Regions from separate parts of the Homo sapiens genome. Here region 1 is linked to region 2. A link is a loop called in an ENCODE intact Hi-C map of the cell type or tissue named here. Cell type or tissue: CD4-positive, alpha-beta T cell. All regions are shown on one strand. Links, peaks and the distances in the headings refer to the core of each region. The heading gives the core; the rest is flanking DNA.

The links. Hi-C counts contacts between places; a loop is a spot of excess contacts. Peaks named below come from ENCODE experiments on the same cell type or tissue, not always from the same donor. Only the 100,000 strongest peaks of a DNase experiment are listed, where the experiment ranks them.
Region 1: a loop joins it to region 2, with 3 times the contacts of the local background. A loop is called at or near these places in 6 of 110 quality-filtered maps.

The regions. Positions count from the first base shown.
Region 1 is chr1:151,997,308-152,007,873 of GRCh38, forward strand. No RefSeq gene overlaps it. Among named protein-coding and RNA genes, the nearest start is that of S100A10, 8.7 kb to the left of the region's middle. RefSeq lists a silencer at 1,666-1,960. In CD4-positive, alpha-beta T cell, for the core only: a CTCF peak has its summit at 4,535; a DNase peak (open chromatin) is centred at 4,604.
Region 2 is chr1:151,529,550-151,540,115 of GRCh38, forward strand. It overlaps CGN (cingulin), which reads left to right. Exons shown (of 21, transcript NM_020770.3): 11 at 1-10; 12 at 360-566; 13 at 940-1,197; 14 at 2,853-3,023; 15 at 4,426-4,587; 16 at 5,493-5,582; 17 at 6,051-6,134; 18 at 6,231-6,349; 19 at 6,688-6,796; 20 at 7,181-7,344; 21 at 7,656-9,143. The coding sequence ends at 7,797. Among named protein-coding and RNA genes, the nearest start is that of TUFT1, 5.5 kb to the right of the region's middle. RefSeq lists enhancers at 9,505-10,021, 10,537-10,566. In CD4-positive, alpha-beta T cell, for the core only: CTCF peaks have their summits at 5,328 (motif pointing right) and 5,528; a DNase peak (open chromatin) is centred at 5,322.

The sequences.
Region 1 (10,566 bases), core at 2,181-7,180, 470 kb after region 2:
TAAGTGTACAGTGTTTCTAAAGTCTACAGTAATGTACAGTAATGTCCTAGGCCCTCACATTCACTCACTACTCACTGACTCACCCAGAGCAACTTCCAGTCCTGCAAGTTCCATTCATGGTAAGTGTCCTATTTGTATAGCATTTTAAATCTTTTATACCATATTTTTACTACACTTTTTCCATGTTTAGGTACACAAATACTTACCATTGTAGTACAATTGCCTACAGTATGCTATTCAGGGTTGTAGCCTCAGAGTCCTCGACTGTACCATACAGCCTAGCTGTGTAGTAGACTATGCCATCTAGGTTTGTACAAGTACATTCTATGATGATTGCAGGATGAAATCGTGTAAGGGCACATTTCTCAGAACGTATCCTCATCATTAAGCGACACATGACTGTTTCTATTTTTGTCCCATACTTTTTCCTTTTGTTCTTACTCTTTCCTATGTTACTAAATATTTATCAAGATCATATGTTTATTCATTTAAATCATTCTTTTCACCTTTTTATTTGACAAGTAACTGTTCAACTGTACTGTACTGTGTCTTCTTTTTTCTCTCTTCTCCAATCTGCCAGCAGAACTCTAAGGCCCTAGTGGGTGCATCTCCAGGAGGATGCTGCAGGGTTTCTAAAACATTGTGCTGAGTACTGGGAATACAGTGATGAAAATGGTCAGCACACCTTGCTCTTCCTGGCCTCATGTGGTTTCTTAATGACTCTGTGTACTAGCAGGTCCATAAAGCTTCAAGTATCAGCCATGCTTATAGTCTCTCTAGGAAAAGGGGTCCCAGGCAGTTCTTTCTCCAGGAAGTAGTTATACCTTGTCAACTACATGCATTCAGTGAAGCCAGCTCTGCTTCCCTAGAGAAAACTGATGGCATCAGGGACCAGTGCCTAAGCCTGAGCTGCCCAGCAAGGATAGTGTCTTAGCAGGAGGGTAGCCAACTGAATGGCCACTGGAGGAATGAGAGCAGAGGCCCCATCCATGTGGTCTCTGAAATGATGAGAAAGCAATGTTCAAATCTTCTACCAGGGCTGAAGTAGGTTCCAATGTACAAAATGTTGGGAGCTGGAGAGATTGATCCACTAGTGAGGCAGTATTGGGAATTTTACCACTTCTCCATGTGGCACAGCCACAAAATCCTATTACCCTCAACTTTTTTGGGTTTGTGGCTGTGGCACAGAAGGTGGGCTATCTACCAGAAATGTGTGTTCCTCTTTTCATTGTGTAGAGTTTTGGCCGCTCAGCTAGGGATTATATTTCTACCACCTCATACCCCTAGGTAGGACTATGTGACTAGCCACCAACACAATGGGACTGGAAGTGATATGTGTCACTTGCAGGCCAAGGCAGTAAAGAGGTGACTTTCCCATATTCTTTCTCTCCACCTGACAGGACTCCAAGGCTCTAAGGATGGAAGAGTCATAATTGGAAAGAGCCTGGGTACCTGAATCACTGTATGGAGGAAAATCACTTGCTGAGCAGGAACATCCTCATTGGACTAGCTATGTGGGTGAGAAAGAACCTTGGAATTTGAATGTTTATTTGCTACAGCATAACCTTAACAAAGTGCTGGTATTGAGTGCTAGTATTTTTGGCTGCACATTTGAAAGGATTAATTTGCATGTGTAGTAATTACACTATTATACTGATGACACCTCAGCATAGTGTCATTGTTTGAGCAGAACTACTTACTGCCCTGGTCACTCTTTTAGATACTTATGAAGCAAAGTTCACACAGGTCTTAGCAAATGCATAGTGTCATTGTTTCTTGATGTGTATCAAGCTGTGCCCTGTACCACATGGAAACCTGTGAAAACCCAGCTCAACATTCTGTCTGCCCAGACACCATGTCAACAGCATGAATCATAGTTGTATAAACTTTACCTACCAATTGCAATACCTTGGGAAGGAGTCTTAGCACTTCTTCCTGCCTCCTCAGTTGAGAATCACTGATTTACAGTGATCTGGTCAAGACTTTTTGCTGGCAATCCAAAAAGGAAGACAAACCAACCAACCCAGGTATGGCTGTATTAGTAGCCCCTAAATAGGGAAATCCTATAATTTGTTAAACATTTCCCATATTTTTTTGAACATTTCGGTTGTTTCTAATTTTTTACTGTCAAAGCTAACTATATATCAGAGACTACTTTTGAATAAATATATCTGCCCTCATGTTTGTTTCCTTATGATATGTTTCTATCAGGACCTATCTTTTTTCACTTATTTATGTGGATTTTAAGGGACAAGTAGGAATAAGCCCCATTGTGTGGGGGCAGACAGGAGGGAAAGGCATGTGCCTGATGGAGTTGTGAGGTACTATGTCTGTGCCAGGAACTACCTGCTGTTCTGCATGAGGAGAGTGCAGCGTCCTTTAGAGTCTTGGATGGGGATGAGTCTTGAGAGAAGGTGTCTTTCCTGGGGTGCCTGAGATATTCTGCTAAGGAGTTTCCTAAGGTAATAAGAGCCGCTAAAGAATGTGAAAAAGGGCATTATTAGCTGCATGGCTCTGGGCAATTCATTTCACCACTATGAACCTGGGTCTCCACCTATCTTCTGGGATGATGGAAAAGACTGAACCATCTAATGAACTTGAAGCCATCCAGCTCAGCAAGCAGCAGGTTCTGGAAGGCAGATCCCCACCTCCTCTGTGTGATCTCCCACTCTGTGGAGGGGCAGTTGTCAGGAAGCCAAACAGGGCTCTTCTGTCACCCAGGGTTTTTAGTGTGTGTGATTCGTGAATGCCTTTCAGCAGACTTCTGTCTAGGGTACTGGGAGGACTCCACCAAGGCTGTGCTTGCTGTGCTAACATATCTCTTGGAGCTGCAGAAGCTGAAGAAGTGTAGCTTTTTAAATTTGTTTTTAAAAATAGGATAGCTGTTAGATTGGGGTCGAAAACCACCTGTCTTCTCCTACAGGTGAGCTGCAAATTCTAACAATTATAATCTATCAAATATTTACTGTGTACCTACTAATTCCTGGCATGTTATGGGTCCTGGAGATATGTCAATGACTAAGACAAATTTCTGCACTCACAGGCCTTACATTATAGTGGGAAATGATGCAGGCAACCCCCAAAGTGGAGCTTAGCCCACTGGGTTCTTGGCTTTGCCTAGGAAATTCAAGGGCAAGCCAGAGGTAGAAGAAAACAGCTTTAGTGAAGAGGCAGTGTTATAGCTCCATGAGTACTCCTACAGAGCAGGGCTACCCAGTAGGCACAGAGCAGCAGCTCAGGGCAGTTTTGCAGTTGTATTTATATAACCCACTTTTAATTGCATGCAGATTAAGGGGTGGTTTAATGCAGAAATTTCTAGGGAAGGGGTAGTAGATTTTGGGTCATTGGGGCATTGCCATGGAAAGGGGTAGTAACTGCCCAGATATTGCCATGGCAATGGTAAATTGACATGGCACACTAATGGGCATGTCTGATTGAAAGCTGCTTTTGCCCAAGCCCTGTTTTAGCTAGTCCTCAATCTGATCTGGTGTCTGAGCTCCGCCTCTGGCATCAAGTCCCACCTCCTACCTCAGGAAGGCAAATAAAATAGAAATAGAGGGGAAAATGAAACTAATACAAAAATTTGGTAAGTTTATAATGAGTGCCATCATGGGAAATCAAGAGTCTGAGTGAGAGAATTGAAGGGACCCATTTTAGGTAGGAAATCAGGAAAGACTTCTCTGAGAAGGGGATACTTAAATCCAGCCTTAGAGGAGGAAGAGAAACTAGGATTGCAAATAAAGGAGGGGTGGGAGGAAGTGTCCTAAGGGGAGGAAAAAGCCCATGAAAAGGCCCAGAGATGAGGAGAAGCTGGGTCTGTTAGAGGAATTGAAAAACCACTAGTGTGTCTGAAGCAAGGCAAGTGTGACATGGGATGAGGCCGAGAGGGAGTACAGCTGAGCTACAGGGATCTGGTCAACCCTTTTTGTTGGTAATGGAAAAAATAAAACAATTATGTAATATAGTGGTTGTAAGTGCAGACTCTGGAGTTTCAGACAGGCTTGGGAGGAAATCACGTTTTCTCTGCCCCTCATTAGCTGTGTGATCTTGGACATGTCCTTTTCCAAGGAGAAGACAACTTACTCTTCACCTTCAGTGAAGTGATCAGGCAGAACGGAATGCTAGCTTGTCTGAATCCCAGTGTTTGGCACTCGGGGAGAACTCTGCAAGACATGACCTGCCTATCATGGACTGTGGTCTGCCAGACTGATAGGGTGCATTTCTCCTCTCTTCATTAAAACTTGAGAGCAAGTGGTGTTCCAGGCAAACATTTGGATGCTGTGTCAAAGGGAAACAGTTACTGAAGCCACAGATACTCTTTGTTCATTGATGATACTGGAATGTGGCTGGGGAGAGCTCAGACCCACAGAAATTGGACTCTGTGGGGCCCCAGTGACTCAAACCCCTTGTGAAATGCTGGCTGCTTGGTATGAACTGACGCCTCAACAATGTTAGCAGCAGCTAGCTCTGGGGTTTCTGGGCAGTCCTATTGGCTGAAAGCTGGGGAGGCTGCCATAAGGCTTTCTGGAAATATTTAAAATGGACAATTTACTGGGAAAGGGTGTGTTCTTGCTTTGTAGCTAATGCTGTGGGACCCTCTGGTGGCCACAGTGGGAATAGCTTGACAGTGGGGTTTACTTTCTCTTGAGTGGCCCAGGCAGGAAATCCTTGGCTGGAAACCAGAGGATTGAATATGGGGCTGGAAAGATTACCTAGTTGGCTTGAGATGGAGGCTGTGATTTAGGTTGACATCCTACCCCATTTTCTCTTGCTTTTGGCAGCATTTCTCTGGGCTTGAGCAGTGAGAAAAGTAATGCTCTGTGTACAAGACGCCAAAAAAAAATATATATATATATATATATATAGGTGAAAATAGGTTGTTAAGTTGAACTAGTGTCTGGTACCATATGGACCAAAACCTCAGTTTGAGCATAGGATTCCACCAGTTTTATTGGTTGACTTTTAAGTGAATTCATTCTAACAGCTTTGAGCACAGATATTCTGAAAGCTAAAGTGCTTAGCTGTTGGAGGATGTACTGGCTGGTAATTAGTGGGGCATCTGTGAGGTCTTGTATCATGTGACCAATGTATGGTCATATGACCAACATATGGCCATTTGATAGAAGAACACAAATGGGCTGGACACGGCTCATGCCTGTAATCTCAGCACTTTGGGAGGCCGAGGCAGGCAGATCACCTGAGGTCAGGAGTTCAAGACCAGCCTGACCAACATAGTGAAACCCTGTGTCTACTAAAAATACAAAATTAGCTTGGTGTGGTGGTGCATGCCTGTAATCCCAGTTACTTGAGAGGCTGAGGCAGGAGAATCACTTGAACCCAGGAGGCGGAGGTTGCAGTGAGCCGAGATCGCACCACTGCACTCCAGCCTGGAGACAGAGCGAGACTCTGCCAAAAACAAACAAACAAACAAACAAACAAAACAAAAAAACCCCCACAAACATACTCCAAGTCTTCTTGTTAAAAATTAACACAATAATTTTATATTCTATGAAGTTCTGTCTCATATGTTATCTTATTTGTTTCTTATGATCACTCCAAGAAATATTTTAGGTCGATTAGTGCTATGATTATAGTAATAATTATTGTGGTTTATGTATATTATCTGTAAATCTAACAAAAGCCCTGTAAAATAGATAGCCAGTCTGTTTTCAGATGTGGAAAGGAAGCTCAGAGAGGCTACATAACTTCCCTAAGGGCATTGATATAGTCCTATTGGAACCCAGATAAGCTTAGTCTCAAAGCCTCCCCTCTTGTCACCACCCGACTCTGCCTTACTCTTGGTAGAACCACAGCGATGACAGCTGCTTGGGAACATAACCACAATCTGGGCAGGAACATGAGAAGTGTTCACAACCAGCACTGAGGTGAGGTAGCATGTGTGGGCAGTGCTGCACGGGGGACTTCAGAACAGCAGGCTCCCTCTTGGCTGGACTCTTAAGAATAACTTCATGGGTGACATAGGATTTGAAGTGAGATTTGTAGGTTGGGTCAGATTTGATAGGCTTGATTGAGCATATGGGACAGGGGCTGAGAGAAGAGTAGTCCTGGGGGAGGAGTAACACGAGGGAAGATGCCAAGGGGAGTATGCACAGGACACACTGGAGGAACAGCAAGAGTGGCTAGAAAGAGGGATTGGGTGAGGGATGAGGGCTAGATTATTGATGCTTTTGAATTCCAGGCTAAAAAATTGACCACTCTGCAATGAAACCTAAGCTTTTTTTTTCTGGCTTCTGATTCTCTCTCAAAATTTACCAGTCTCTGGAGCCGCTTGTGTCTTTAAGCAGAGATCATCCTATAGCCCTCAGCTCTTCCCAGCCTCCTTCTCCTTTGATCACTGTGTTGGTAGACACAGTGAAATCATAGAGGGAGGGACCACGGCCAGCTGTGGAGGAGAGAGCAGCTGTGATGTGAGAATGGGGTGAAGCTGGGAGAAAATGAGGGCCAGGAGATGAGGGAGGCCCACCCTGGAATGATGGTGGCAAGGGTGGATGAGAAGGTACAGATTTGAGAGAAAGAACAGGAAGAATCTGCAGGCTACTGCTACTGAGCTCTTGGCCATAGGGAGAGGAAGGAGCAGAACTGCCAGAAGTTTTCAGACCTGGACACCTTGTGCTCTGGTGCCTGCCAAATGCAGGGAGGAGCACTGGTTTGGGAAGGAAGGTGCAGACTAAGCTGCTAAGCTGCTGGTGGGGTTTCTTAGGTGAAAACAACCTGCTTTGTGATTAGTCTTAAGTTGTTTGCCCCACCCCTGACGTGGTGACCTGCAAGGAAGGGTGTGTAGACACTGGTTCTCTCAGTTGTCGGTTCATAGATAACTCTTTCCTGGGCAACACTCTATGGCTCCCTGCACAGCTTACAGTCAGGCTGGAACTCTGGCAGGATGTCTGGCTCCAGCATAGTTTTCCCCAGCCAGGCTCAGCCATCTAGTGGTGAGGGCATTAGATTGGGAGTCTGTCATTTGGCTGTAGCTGCTGGGCTGGGTGCTGTGGGGAATGCACAGATGAAGGCGGCATGGTCCTTCCGTTTGAGGAATTCACACTCCAGGTGAGGAGACAAGTGGTGATGGAAGGCAGTGAAAGGAGGCCAGAAGGTAGACATACTGGCTGGGGACAGATTGTAGGACCAGACAGCCGCTAGGATTTGGCCAGATGTGATTTCCACCATGAAGCCTCCCCAACCTCACCTAGACTGGGGTTGGGTGTTGCTCCTTTAGCCTCTCGTGGCCCTTATCATAGAGTAGGGAAATTGCCTATCTGCTCATTTGTCTCCCTTGATGCTTGTTGGTTCATTGGGGAGAGATTTCTCTTGGTGTGTTGTGTGTTCTGAGCAGAGTATGCTCTCAGTGGATTTTGGCAGGAACCATAAATCAGTGATCAACACAGGATGATAAGAAGAGTGGTCCTGAGGCATCTGAGGAAGGGAAGAGTGCAATGATGGAAGTGTCCCTATAGCCCACATCAGCCTGAGCATGCTCAGTTTCTCTTTTTTGAAAAACATGACTTAAAATTTATCATCTATTCCAGCAAAGAAATGAGTTAAAATGTTTTAAAACACATTCAAACTTTTTAGCTTAATCTGTTCTTAAACCATAACAGTAAATACATTATCCGTGACTGTTGTGAAGGTCTATTCCTGATAGAAAAGCTTCCTGGTATGAGACACCTGTCCATCAACTTGACCCGACACATGATCATGCATATTTTTTCTTGTTACTATTTCATGGTGGCAGCTGTGGTGAAGTGGAAGGCAGATTAGACAATCGATTTGAGCTCTGGTTCTCTCATTCATTAGCTTTGTGACCTAAGGCAAGTCACTTAACCTCCCTGCACATATTTCTTCATATTCAAAATGAATATGAATATATATATATATATATATATATATAATAACGACTATTTGAGAAACCCATTATATTTTACAAATCCATTTTTTTGTATACAGATGTTCCGCAGCTTATGATGGGGTTATGTCCAGGTAAACTCATCATAAATTGAAAGTATTGTAAATTGAAAATTCAGCCCAGAGACTTTTTGGTAAAGAATCACCAATATTTAAAGTCTGAAACTTTGTGGTTGTGTATTGCTTTCGCAACATCAGAAAGTCAAAAAGTCTTTGTTAAGTTGAACCATTGTAGGTTAGGGATTGTCTGTATTTATTCAGGTACTTGCTGAGTGCCAACTCTATGCCTGGCACTACCTAAACACTGTGGATACAGAAATAAAGATACAGTCCCTGCCTTTGGAATCCCAGTCTAACAGGGCAGGAAGACAAATAAAGCAACACTTACTTCTTATTATCATGGCCGAGGTGACTCTGATTGTTGCTGGAGTGCAGAACAGAAAGCAGAGATATCTGGACCTTATGGGGTGTTAGGGAGGCTTCCTGGAGGAGGAGGTACTTAAAGATAATCTTGACAGATAAGTAAGAGCCAAAGAAAATCTTGACAGATAAGTAAGAGCCAGTCAAGGAAGGTGAGGAAAATGAAGTAAGGGAGAAGCCCCTGGAGAAATACAGATGATTTGGAGGTTTGTAGGTGCGTGGGGTGTGTGTTCGGAGGCTGCAGGAGATCAGGACATGGAAACCACAAAGGGCCAGATCACTAAGAGCCTCCGATGCTGAATAAAGACATTTGAGCCTTATTTTGAGTGAGGAGACATTGAAAGTTTAACACTTATATATTTATATTTCTGATTATAAAGTTACTGAGTATCCGCTGAGAGAAAAATGAAAAATACAGAAACATATAAAGAAAAAAGGGATATCCAGAGACAACCATTGTGCATATTTTGGTAAATACACTTGGTGATATATATATAGCACTATAGCTCCATAGCTATAGATATGGCCATATGTCTATATCACCAAATATCTATCTATCTGTATATAGATATAACTAGATATCCTGGCTACTTAAGGTGTAGTCTGAAGTGACATGGTTCACCTGCCAGTATAATGGTTTAAGAGACTGGCCACTTTTGAAAGCCCCTCATGTTTCTCATTCCGATATCTTCTAGGATTAAAAATTTATAGGCCACAATTGAATAATTCTTGGTTACCCAGGACCTTGTGGCGGATGCCTTCTTTCACTGAGCATTCATGGGGCGCCTATAAGGTGCCAGACCCTACTCTGTGATAGGGATCCCATTGTAAGCAAATCTCAGGTCACTGCCCCATGGAGCCCACCTCTGTAGGGATCGAAAGTGGGCAGAGATATAGGGGCACAGCCAGTTTGTGTCCTTCCCAGGTGCATGCCTACTGGGTCCTGGGGGACTGGAAGCAAGTGCAAGCAGTGAAATACTCTGAAGCAAGGCATTAGCTGGGCATGGTGGCACATGTCTGTGGTCCCAGCTCCTCGGGAGGCTGAGGTGGGAGGATCACCTGAGCTTGGGAAGTTGAGGCTGCAGTGAGCCAAGATAGTGCCACTGCACTCCAGCATGGGTGACACAGTGAGACCTTGTCTTAAGAAAAAAAAAAAGAGGCAAATGGATGACTCCAGACCTAGGGGCTGAGGCCCCCCCTGCAGCGGGGCAGCTTCTGAGGCAGATGAGGAGCAGCAGGGAAAGTCGTGGCCTGGTGTTCCCTGTCGCAGTGCCCCAACTCATTCCTGTGGATGTCTAAACTTGCCCAAAGGCAAAACTCAATGTCTCTGGCTCCAGTCGATTTTGAATGTGTTTCAGAGGAGTATAGAGGGGTTGGGGAGCCCCCTGTCACCATATGGTAACAGTATATGGTTTAGCATTATTGTGTCTCTGTGCTATAATTGGTTAGCACGTGGGCTGTTTATGGAAAATACTGGTGGTTTAAGCCCACCCACGATGTTCTAGCCTTCACTCAAGTTTATTTTCCTTCTCTCCTTTCCCTTTCTTCCCTTCCTTCCTTTCCTTTCTTTCCCTTCTTATGTCCCTTCCTCCCTTCCCTAACCTTTCCTTTCTTCCCTACCTCCTTTTCTTTCCTTCCCCTTCCCCCTTTCCTTTCTTGACCACTCTGCAATGAAACCTAAGCTTTTTTTTTCTGGCTTCTGATTCTCTCTCAAAATTTACCAGTCTCTGGAGCCACTTGTTTCTTTAAGCAGAGAGATCATCCTATAGCCCTCAGCTCTTCCCAGCCTCCTTCTTTGATCTCTGGGCATCACTGGGGCAGCTGCTGAGTCTCAGGGGTTCCTAGTCTTCACCGAGTTCTGCCCTGAGATGGTTTCTCCCTGTCCTTACCAGAAGCCTGTGCTGTCTGGAGCACTGAGGCTGTCTCCAGCTAACTGATCTGCTCTCTGGATTCCAGGGACACCCACAGGGCCAGAGGTTGAAGGCATAGGCGTTGACATCTCCAACTGTTCTGACTCCAGGTTGGTGCACCTCAACACCCCGTATTAACCACATAATAACAGGATGCCACCAAAATTTTGATTTGGGGCTGTTGCATCCTAACTTTAATAAAATTTAATAGACTTTATTTTTTAGAGTAGTTCTAGGTTTACAGATAAATTGAGCAGATAGTATAGGGAATTCCCCTATTCTCCCTTGTCCCCTAGCACACAATTTCCTCTGTCAT
Region 2 (10,566 bases), core at 3,208-8,207:
GGCTTCCAAGGCAAGGGGAGTGGGCACAGGGCTTAGGAGGTGGAGGCTGAGGGTGTCTGGAGGGCTGAGGAGCCAGAGGGTGTGGAAAGTTACCTGTCATGGGTATGTACTGACCAGCTCCTGGGTCCTAGGCATGTGGTTCAAAGAAGCCAGGATTTGGCAGGGGGAGGATACCTGTATCTGTGTAGGGGTGGGATTCTCAGAGAAGCGTCTGGCTGGTGGCAGCTGCTCTCTTTAAGCCTCATTCTTATGGGCTGTCTTTGGGATGGCTTTCCTGGGTGTGGTCAATGGCCCCAAGCCCTGGGGTCTGAGCTGCCACGCCCTGGGGTCTGAGCTGCCACCCCCTGAACCGTCCTTAGGCTAAGATGGTGGCCGAGGCAGAGGCAACAGTGCTGGGGCAGCGGCGGGCCGCAGTGGAGACGACGCTTCGGGAGACCCAGGAGGAAAATGACGAATTCCGCCGGCGCATCCTGGGTTTGGAGCAGCAGCTGAAGGAGACTCGAGGTCTGGTGGATGGTGGGGAAGCGGTGGAGGCACGACTACGGGACAAGCTGCAGCGGCTGGAGGTCAGTGGTTCTGCCCTCCCAGCCCTCTCTGCTCAGCCCTGGTGAAATACTCCTATGCTAAGTAGTTAGCCATCAGTTTCACTTTGCCCTTAGTGTGCATCTGTTTTGCCTCCCCAAACCTGCTCTGTTAACCTTGGGTTTATTTCCTGGTGTATACTTTGGCGCCAATGTTCAGTCTTTGCACTGGTAGTTTTGTTTCTTATTTCTCACCCTTTGCTTGCTCTATGTGTCCTGATTTCTTTGCTAGGAGCCTGTTTTCATTGCACATCATTTTCATAAATACCTCCTTTCTCCTGCCCAGCTACCCACCTCCAAATGACTTGAACCCAAGTTTTACCTTTTCTCAGTCCAACCCTGCTTCCCTACCTCCCAGGCAGAGAAACAGCAGCTGGAGGAGGCCCTGAATGCGTCCCAGGAAGAGGAGGGGAGTCTGGCAGCAGCCAAGCGGGCACTGGAGGCACGCCTAGAGGAGGCTCAGCGGGGGCTGGCCCGCCTGGGGCAGGAGCAGCAGACACTGAACCGGGCCCTGGAGGAGGAAGGGAAGCAGCGGGAGGTGCTCCGGCGAGGCAAGGCTGAGCTGGAGGAGCAGAAGCGTTTGCTGGACAGGACTGTGGACCGACTGAACAAGGAGGTGGGGCATGGGGTATTCTGGGCCTTTAGGAAGAGGCCCAGCTCATCCAGAAGCTGGCCTGAGAGGACAGGGGCTTGGGGGAGAGGGGTTAGTCAGAATGTGTGATGATTATGGCCAGGTGCGGTGACTCACTCCTGTAATTCCAGCACTTTGAGAGGCTGAGGTAGGCAGATACCCGAGGTCAGGAGTTTGAGACCAGCCTGGCCAACATAGCAAAACTCTGTCTCTACTAAAAATACAAAAAATTAGCCGGGCTTGGTGGCTCATGCCTGTAGTCCCAGCTACTCAGGAGGGTGATGCAGGAGAGTCACTTGCACCCGGAAGGTGGAGGTTGCAGTGAGGCGAGATCATGCCACTGCACTTCAGCCTGGGTGACAGAGCAAGACTCTGTCTTAAGAAAAAAAAAAAAAGAATGTGTGATGTTTGCTTTCCTCAAGTTCATTGTTAGGAAGACCAAGACCAAATCTTCTGGAAGGGGCATCCTTCCTACCTCCCCTCCATGTTTTTGCTCTTTCCCTTACATCCTATTCCTTTATGGTCTTCATTCTTGGAGAACATCTCCTGGGATTCTCCCTTGGGAGTCTACAAAACCTAAATACAAGAATCTTCAATGGCCAGCTTGGGCAACATAATAAGACTCTGTCTCTACTTAAAAATAAAATTAGCCTGCTGTGGTGGCTTGTTCCTCAGTTTCTCTTTATAGATGGGGAATTGAGACCCAGAGAAGATAAGTAACTTGCCTATGGTTGCTAATTAGTGGTAGAGCCAGGATTTGAACCCAGACATCTGTATTCCCAGCTACTCGGAAGGCTGACGTAGGATTGCTTGAGCCCAGGAGGTTGAGGCTGCAGTGAGCTGTGACTGCCCCACTGCGCTACAGCAAGAGCCTGTCAAAAAAAAAAATCTTCATTGGTAGAATTTTAAATTTGGGTGAGGGGAAGGAGAAAAGAAAGAAAAAAGAAAAGGAAATAAATTGCTTTTGCTGCTAAGGTTCTCCTCCCAATCTTTTTGTAAAGCAAGAGCAAACACGTAATATGTTACATCAATTCTAAAGTGCACATTTTATCATTTGTCAATGAAAAATGCACATCTTATCATTTGTCAATGAAAAATGCACATCTTATCATTTGTCAATGAAAAATGCACATCTTATCATTTGTCAATGAAAAATGCACATTTTATCATTTCTGAAATAGAGTTGTGTCTTATACCTTATGGTATGTTATAGTTTAATTGGCATATTTTTCTTAGTGGTACGCCGTATAATCATTGGCACCTTGGGTTTGCTGAAATGGTCATTTAAGGCTTACTTTGTATCAGGCACTGTTGTAAGTACAGAACTTCACATAATTAACTAATGTAATTCTCACAACACCTTGTGATATAGTTACTATTTTTAATCCCATTTTACAGATGGGGGACTGAGACCCAGAGAGATAAGTAACTTGCACATGGTCACCAGTAAGTGGTAGAGCCAGGATTTGAACCCAGACATCTGTATATAACTATTAGCTATACTAGGAACCTAGGCCCAGGAAAGAGCAAGAGAGGGCTGCCTTGTCAGGAAGGAGACCCTTAGGGGAGAGTCTTGGGAGTCTGGGCCTGGAGAGGGTCATTTATGTACAGTGCTGAAGACCCTTTTCTCTGTGTTTCAGTTGGAGAAGATCGGGGAGGACTCTAAGCAAGCCCTGCAGCAGCTCCAGGCCCAGCTGGAGGATTATAAGGAAAAGGCCCGGCGGGAGGTGGCAGATGCCCAGCGCCAGGCCAAGGATTGGGCCAGTGAGGCTGAGAAGACCTCTGGAGGACTGAGCCGACTTCAGGATGAGGTAGAAGTCTAATATCCTTGGGTTTGAAGGTCCTTGCCTCTTTTTTTTTTTTTTTTTTTTTGTCCGAGACAGAGTCTCACTCTGTCGCCCAGGCTGGAGTTCAGTGGCGCGATCTTGGCTCACTGCAAGCTCTGCCTCCGGGGTTCACACCATTCTCCTGCCTCAGCCTCACAAGTAGCTGGGACTACAGGTGCCTGCCACCACGCCTGGCTAATTTTTTATATTTTCAGTAGAGACGGGGTTTCACCGTGTTAGCCAGGATGGTCTCAATCTCCTGACCTCGTGATCCGCCCTCCTCGGCCTCCCAAAATGCTAGGATAACAGGCATGAGCCACTGCGCCCAGCCCGGTCCTTGCCTCTTAACTGAACCTGTGGCCAAGGGTCCCTGGGGCCCAGGTTTAGGTCTAATGACTTGCAGGGTGGAGGAATATATTGTCTGTAGAGCAGTGATTTTCAAATTCTGTAGCTTAGAGCCACCTGAGGAGATTTTTAAAAATCCCCACACCCAGGCTGTATCCCATACCACTTCAGTCATCATCTCTGGGGATGGGATCCAGGATCAGAATTTAAAAAAACTCCTCAGGTGATTCCAAGTTGTGTAGAGACTTTAAAAACAATAAAGAAGCTGAGGACGGTGGCTCACGCCTGTAATCCCAGCACGTTGGGAGGCTGAGGCGGGCAGATCATGAGGTCAGGTGTTCAAGACCAGCCTGGCCAACATGGTGAAACCTTGTCTTTACTAAAAATACAAAAATTAGCTGAGCGTGGTGGTGCATGCCTGTAGTCCCAGCTACTCAGGAGGCTGAGGCAGGAGAATTGCTTGAACCTGGGAGGTGGAGGTTGCAGTGAGCCGCGATTGTGCCACTGCATTCCAGCCTGGGCGACAGAGCAAGACTCCATCTCAAAAAACAAAAACAAAAACAATAAAGGAAATTAATGAGGGCAGGTGCAGTGGCTCTTGCCTGTAATCCCAGCACTTTGGGAGGCTGTGGCGGGCAGATCACGAGGTCAGGAGATTGAGACCATCTTGGCTAACACGGTGAAACCCCGTCTCTACTAAAAATACAAAAAATTAGCCAAGCGTGGTGGCACATGCCTGTAGTCCCAGCTACTCGGGAGGCCGAGGCAGGAGAATCACTTGAACCTGGGAGGTGGAGATTGCTGTAAGCTGAGATCGCACCACTGTACTCCAGCCTGGGCGACAGAGCGAGACTCCATCTAAAAAATGAAAAAAAAAGAAAATGGATGAAAAGTCAGTTTGCTTTTTATTGTCATCATGCCACTGGTAATTCTAAAGAGTGACAGTGATGAAATGTTTCTGCCCACTGGGCTGGACTGCTCCTGCCCCTCAACCCTCACCTTCTCACTACACTGAGCTGTGGCATTTTTACCCCCTGCCCAGATCCAGAGGCTGCGGCAGGCCCTGCAGGCATCCCAGGCTGAGCGGGACACAGCCCGGCTGGACAAAGAGCTACTGGCCCAGCGACTGCAGGGGCTGGAGCAAGAGGCAGAGAACAAGAAGCGTTCCCAGGACGACAGGGCCCGGCAGCTGAAGGGTCTCGAGGTGAGGGCACTGAGGTGTGACCTGTGGAAAAAGGGTGGGACTTCCAAGCCTCTTTCTGTACTAGCGGTCAAAACCGACAGCCCACAGTTGATGAGTTTTGTTTGGCTGCAGTATTTTCAACAACTTTGAATCAATTGCCAATGTTTAGAAATTTATAGAGGTCACCTAAAAATTTGGATTTCTAGTTTCTTTTGTATTTGGCAGATATGGTAATACTGAGTGTCTTGTCCTGAGTCTGCATGGCAACAGTTGGCTGGAGCTGAGCAGTGGGTTTCCCCTTTAGAGTGAACAGTATTCTTCAGTTTGCTATATTTGATAATAATAATAGCAGCAGCAAACATATTGTGCTGTGTGATAGGCACTTAAGACTTAATCCTCAGAATAACTCTGTGGGGTAGGTAGTCTTGTTTTCTCCATTTTACAGATGAAGGAAACTGAGGCACAGAGAGATGAACTTGTCCATGGTCTACTGCCAGGAAGTGGTAAATCTGATTTTCAGACTGGACAGTCTGGTCCCATGTACATACTCTTAGCCTCTACGTGGTACTGCCTCCAGTACCTCAGTTTCTGAGTCTCTTCACCTCAGCCTTGGCCCAGGTACTTGGGTTTCTCTCTCTTTTCCCATTAGAGAAATAAGGTTTTCCAATGAAGAGTAGATTCTGGGGTTTGCCTTTCTGTCAAAGGGCCGTCACCAGAGCATGGCCCCGACCTGCCCATGATGCCACATCTGGTCAGTAGAGGGCGCTGGCTCCATAGTGGCTCTGGGTCCAGGCAAGTACCAAAAGGTTACTGGGATGTGCAAGAGAGAAAAGTCTGTTAATGCTGGAGTTTGAGAGGCTCCTGGTCTGAGTTTGGCATTCTGGTGTCCAGCATTTGGGACAGAATTACTTGTTCTTCTGTCCTAGGAAAAAGTCTCACGGCTGGAAACAGAGTTAGATGAGGAGAAGAACACCGTGGAGCTGCTAACAGATCGGGTGAATCGTGGCCGGGACCAGGTAACCGCCCCCACCCCTCATCTCTGTTTACCCCTGACTGCATCACCTCTTGGTTCTCTCAAAAACAACTCTACCCTCCCATCTTTCATCATCTGGCTGCCGAATCTGTGCGTGGCTGGGTCTCCTTCAGGGTTTTGTCTGCTTTGGGAAAGGTTGGCCAGTTTCCTTGGGTGGAAAGAAGCCAATGATTTGCATGGAGGAAGGGATCCTGGTGGCCTGGGCTGTTCTCTGACCTGAATTGGGGCTTCTTTGGTTTACAAGGGATACTAGTTCCTGGAGGGACGAAGGAGGCTCTGTTTGCATTCTCTGGCCCCTCCCATTTGAATAGGCTGTGATTTTTTAGTTGCCTGGGAATTTTTGGATTCAGGGTTCAGAGACCATCCTCCCATGACTCAGCCTCACTTTGTTCAGCTTGCTGGTTCATCCTTAGCCCTCCCCAAGTCTGGTCCTCTCACCCATCCCCACTAGGTGGATCAGCTGAGGACAGAGCTCATGCAGGAAAGGTCTGCTCGGCAGGACCTGGAGTGTGACAAAATCTCCTTGGAGAGACAGGTGATGGGGGAGGGGAGGATTCTTAGGGATGGACCCCAGGAGGTGAGTAAAATGGCCAGTGGAGTGCTAACTGTGGAGGCTTCCTGTCCCTCTCAGAACAAGGACCTGAAGACCCGGTTGGCCAGCTCAGAAGGCTTCCAGAAGCCTAGTGCCAGCCTCTCTCAGCTTGAGTCCCAGAATCAGTTGTTGCAGGAGCGGCTACAGGCTGAAGAGAGGTGACATAAGCCTATCCTTCCTCCCTTCCTCCCTCCTTTTCTTCCTCCCTCCCTCTTGGCTTTTCTCCTCTGTGGCTCCCTCCATCTTCCACCTCAGATATGGCCAGCCTGGCCTGATCTTTAGGGAACACTTTCTCCTGATAGAGAGCAAAGAGTGTTGCAGAAATTCTGAAATGTGAATGACGTCACTCTCCCTCATTCTTTGAATCTGCCCTGGATCCTGCCCAGTCTAATGGTGGAGCTCATGGCTGAGAGGAGTCCTTGGGGACAGTAGGGGGCCAAGTTAGGATTCCCTTAGAAATGGGGACACTCATAGACATTCTTCTACCTCACCTTAGGGAGAAGACAGTTCTGCAGTCTACCAATCGAAAACTGGAGCGGAAAGTTAAAGAACTATCCATCCAGATTGAAGACGAGCGGCAGCATGTCAATGACCAGAAAGACCAGGTGAGGACATGGCACCCTGGAGCCAAGCAACCTGGGGCAGGTATATATTATATGTTTTCCTGAAAGCCAAGGGAGGCCCTTATCTCCTATAGGTCCTCCAAACTTAGACTTTCCTTGTATAAGGACAGAGATTAGATTGAAAAGACTAGACTAGAGAAGTCATGGTAAGCGTATATATTGAGTGCTTATGATGTGCTAGGTTCTGTAAGTATTACACATGTGTTAATACATTTAATCCCTAAGACAACCATGTGAGGTTAAGGAACTTGCCCAAGGCCACATTTTTCCAGCGGCAATTATACCTTGTCAAGATTGTTATGGGGGAGGGTCCCAGGCCATGGTAGTAGATGCTATTCAGATGTGTGGACTTGGTATCCTGCCCAGCTAAGCCTGAGGGTGAAGGCTTTGAAGCGTCAGGTGGATGAAGCAGAAGAGGAAATTGAGCGACTGGACGGCCTGAGGAAGAAGGCCCAGCGTGAGGTGGAGGAGCAGCATGAGGTCAATGAACAGCTCCAGGCCCGGATCAAGTCTCTGGAGAAGGACTCCTGGTATGGGCTACCCTTTTGCCCTTGCTCCATAGGGACACTAGAGCAGGGAGGGAATGGTCTCTCCTGTGCTGGATAAGGAGGAGAATCTCTAACATGGTACTGTGTAGTCACTTGTTTCTGGTTGGAAGCCAGTATATTTATTTATTAGTATCTCAGCCACCATCCTGTACCTCCCCAAATCTGATTAGTTGGGGATTTTGTGAATAAACTTTAGGCCTTAGAAGAATTGGGGTTTCCTTTGTACAAAAAGGGTGGCTGTCTTAATATTTCTATTTTCCCCTCCCCAACCATTATTCTTCTCTCTGAGTCAGGCGCAAAGCTTCCCGCTCAGCTGCTGAGTCAGCTCTCAAAAACGAAGGGCTGAGCTCAGATGAGGAATTCGACAGTGTCTACGATCCCTCGTCCATTGCATCACTGCTTACGGAGAGCAACCTACAGACCAGCTCCTGTTAGCTCGTGGTCCTCAAGGACTCAGAAACCAGGCTCGAGGCCTATCCCAGCAAGTGCTGCTCTGCTCTGCCCACCCTGGGTTCTGCATTCCTATGGGTGACCCAATTATTCAGACCTAAGACAGGGAGGGGTCAGAGTGATGGTGATAAAAAAAAAAAATCATCAGCAATAAGCTGATAGATGGACTTTCCACTGTAGGAGTGGACATTTCAAGCCAACTGAGCCTTTTCCTCAAGTGCCGACACCTCCCTCATCTCTCTTATAGTGGAAGGATGGTCAGCATTAGGCTGATGGGGACTGAGAAGGATAGGAAGGGATAGAAATTGCCATGTGTATAAAGCTTTATTCTTTAGCCCTTAACCCTAAGGCTCAGGGAAATACCCTATGTTATTGTGCTCCCTGGATTCCTGCAACTCATTTTCCTTCCACTCTGGAGCAGGGTGAGGGGAATGTTATGGGTAACAGACATGCAGGCATGGCTCTACCCATTTCTTTGCACAAGTATGGGGCCCATGTGGTAGTCCCCATACCCCTCCAGTTCCTATATTTTTGTCTTCTTCCTTTCCCCTCTTTGCCATTCCTACCTTGCATTTTTCCTGTCAGTGCCTTAGCCAAGGCAAGGAGATAAGGATGCTCTTCTTGCTTTTTATATCTGCACATTCATACCTCTCCAAAGACCAGCTTTTCCCCAGCCAGGGCCCTCAGCCTTCCCTGCTGCCCCAGTGATTGATTGAGAGAGCTGTTGGGGTTTCTCTGCCAATGACCCCTGGGAGAGGGACTTTGGTAGGGTCATGATAAAGTGGCGGGGGTCTGGTCCTGCTCAGGGTTTTCATCCTTCCTCCTCTCCCTCCTCTGTGACTGTGGATATGGTTATAAGGTGGTTGCACCTGGGAGCCCTGACAACTGGCTGCACAAATTCCAAAAGTAAAGGTGTCAGTCCCTGTGGCCTTCCTTGGGGCTTCTCTGACCACATGTGCCCAACTTCAATAAGAGAACCAAGGGACCCTCATTTTCTGAGGTGCTTGGCTCTGATTCAGGGCTTTGCAAGGGGTTAGAAGCTGACTGTAAAAATGGGAAGAGGCAACGGAAGACATTTATTTCTCCTTTGGATTTTGGGGAGAACCAAGCCCTGGTAGGGAAGAGGTAAGGGGGATGATTCACCTCCATATTTCCTAAGCAGGTTGTATAGGGAGCCGGTGGCAGGAGGAAGGCTGTTTTCACAAATGACTTGTAATGTCGTGATTAAAAAAATTCCTATATTCTTCTGCAAATCAAACGTTCTTTCCCAATCCAATCCAGCCTTGGTTTTATTTTAAATTAAATATTAAAATTACACATTTATATTGAAATCCTTGGTTTGTCTTCTCATTCTTTTTCTTGGCATATTTGGAGGTCCAGATTTTATGAAGTCATATTAACTGTACAGCTTAGGAGCCGAAGCTGGAGTTTTCTTCACCTGACTTTTCAGAGGCCCTTTAGAACAGAGCAGATGGGACCTACGAAACCTGGAGATGTTTATAGCAGCCCCATTCTCTTCTCTCCTGAACAACCTTCTGGGAAGAACAAGGACAGTAAATGCCTTTTTTTTTTTTTTTTTTTTGAGACGGAGTCTCACTCTGTCACCCAGGCTGGAGTGTAATGGCATGATCTCAGCTCACTGCAACCTCTGCCTCCCGGGTTCAAGCGATTCTCCTGCCTCAGCCTCCTGAGTAGCTGGGATTACAGGCGCGTGCCTCCACACCCAGCTAATTTTTGTATTTTTAGTAGAGATGGCGTTTCACTGTGTTGGTCAGGCTGGTCTCAAACTCCTGACCTTGTGATCCGCCCACCTCGGCCTCCCAAAGTGGTGGGATTACAGGCATAAGCCACTGCGCCTGGCCAGCAGTAAATGCCTTTTTGAGGGTTAGAGTAGAACAGACCAGAACTGGGTTTTATTCCCTTGGGTCATAGTGATAACCCCAGCATTCACTTCCCAGGTAGAAAAATCCTCATTCATTCCTAACTGACATAGGACCCAGTCCCTAACTGGGAGGTAGGGACATTTCTGCTGTTCCTGCCCTAGTGTTGCCTTGAAGAGGGAGCTGGCCCTTCACTAGAGCCTATTGCCAGGTATAGGAGTACTATCCCTTCAGGAGTGGGTCAGACCTCCTCCTAAAGTATTCTGTCTGCTGTCTCTGTGGACCACAGCCAAGTGAAGAAGCCATCTGCCAAGAGCAGCTGGGCGGGGACGAAGCTCCAGGGTCCTGCTTGGCCAACCCTCTCTTCTAGGCCCTCAAGATCCCAGCCTAGGCTTGGGGAGAAAATGCAACTGGAAAAGTCAAGGCTCATCCTTTCTCACGAACACAAATTCCTTTTAAGGCAATGTGTCCCGCCTCTCCCAACTATATAAGGGCAGCGTCAGTAAAAGAGCTTCTGCAAAACAAGCCCCACCCAGAGCCTAAGCTGACTGGGCCTCCTGGGCCTCTTGCCAAGGAAGTGCACCTGCCAGACTGGCTTAGGCCAGTCTGAGTGAGCTGGACCTTGGTGCCTGCCTTTCTGCGGTGGAGGAAAGGTTTACTCAGCTCCACAAAGCCTACAGGTGGCTTACGTATAGGGAGAGGAGCATGTATGGAAGGAAGCTTTTGCAGGTTCCAACTCCTCATCCACTAGGAGCAGGCAGGGTGATTCCCTCTGACCAACACTGATCTTGGAAAGATGGAAAGCGACAAGATTAATGAAGAATGTGCAACCACATACTCCAGATAAAGCTGTTCAGTTAAAGCAGCCCCATGT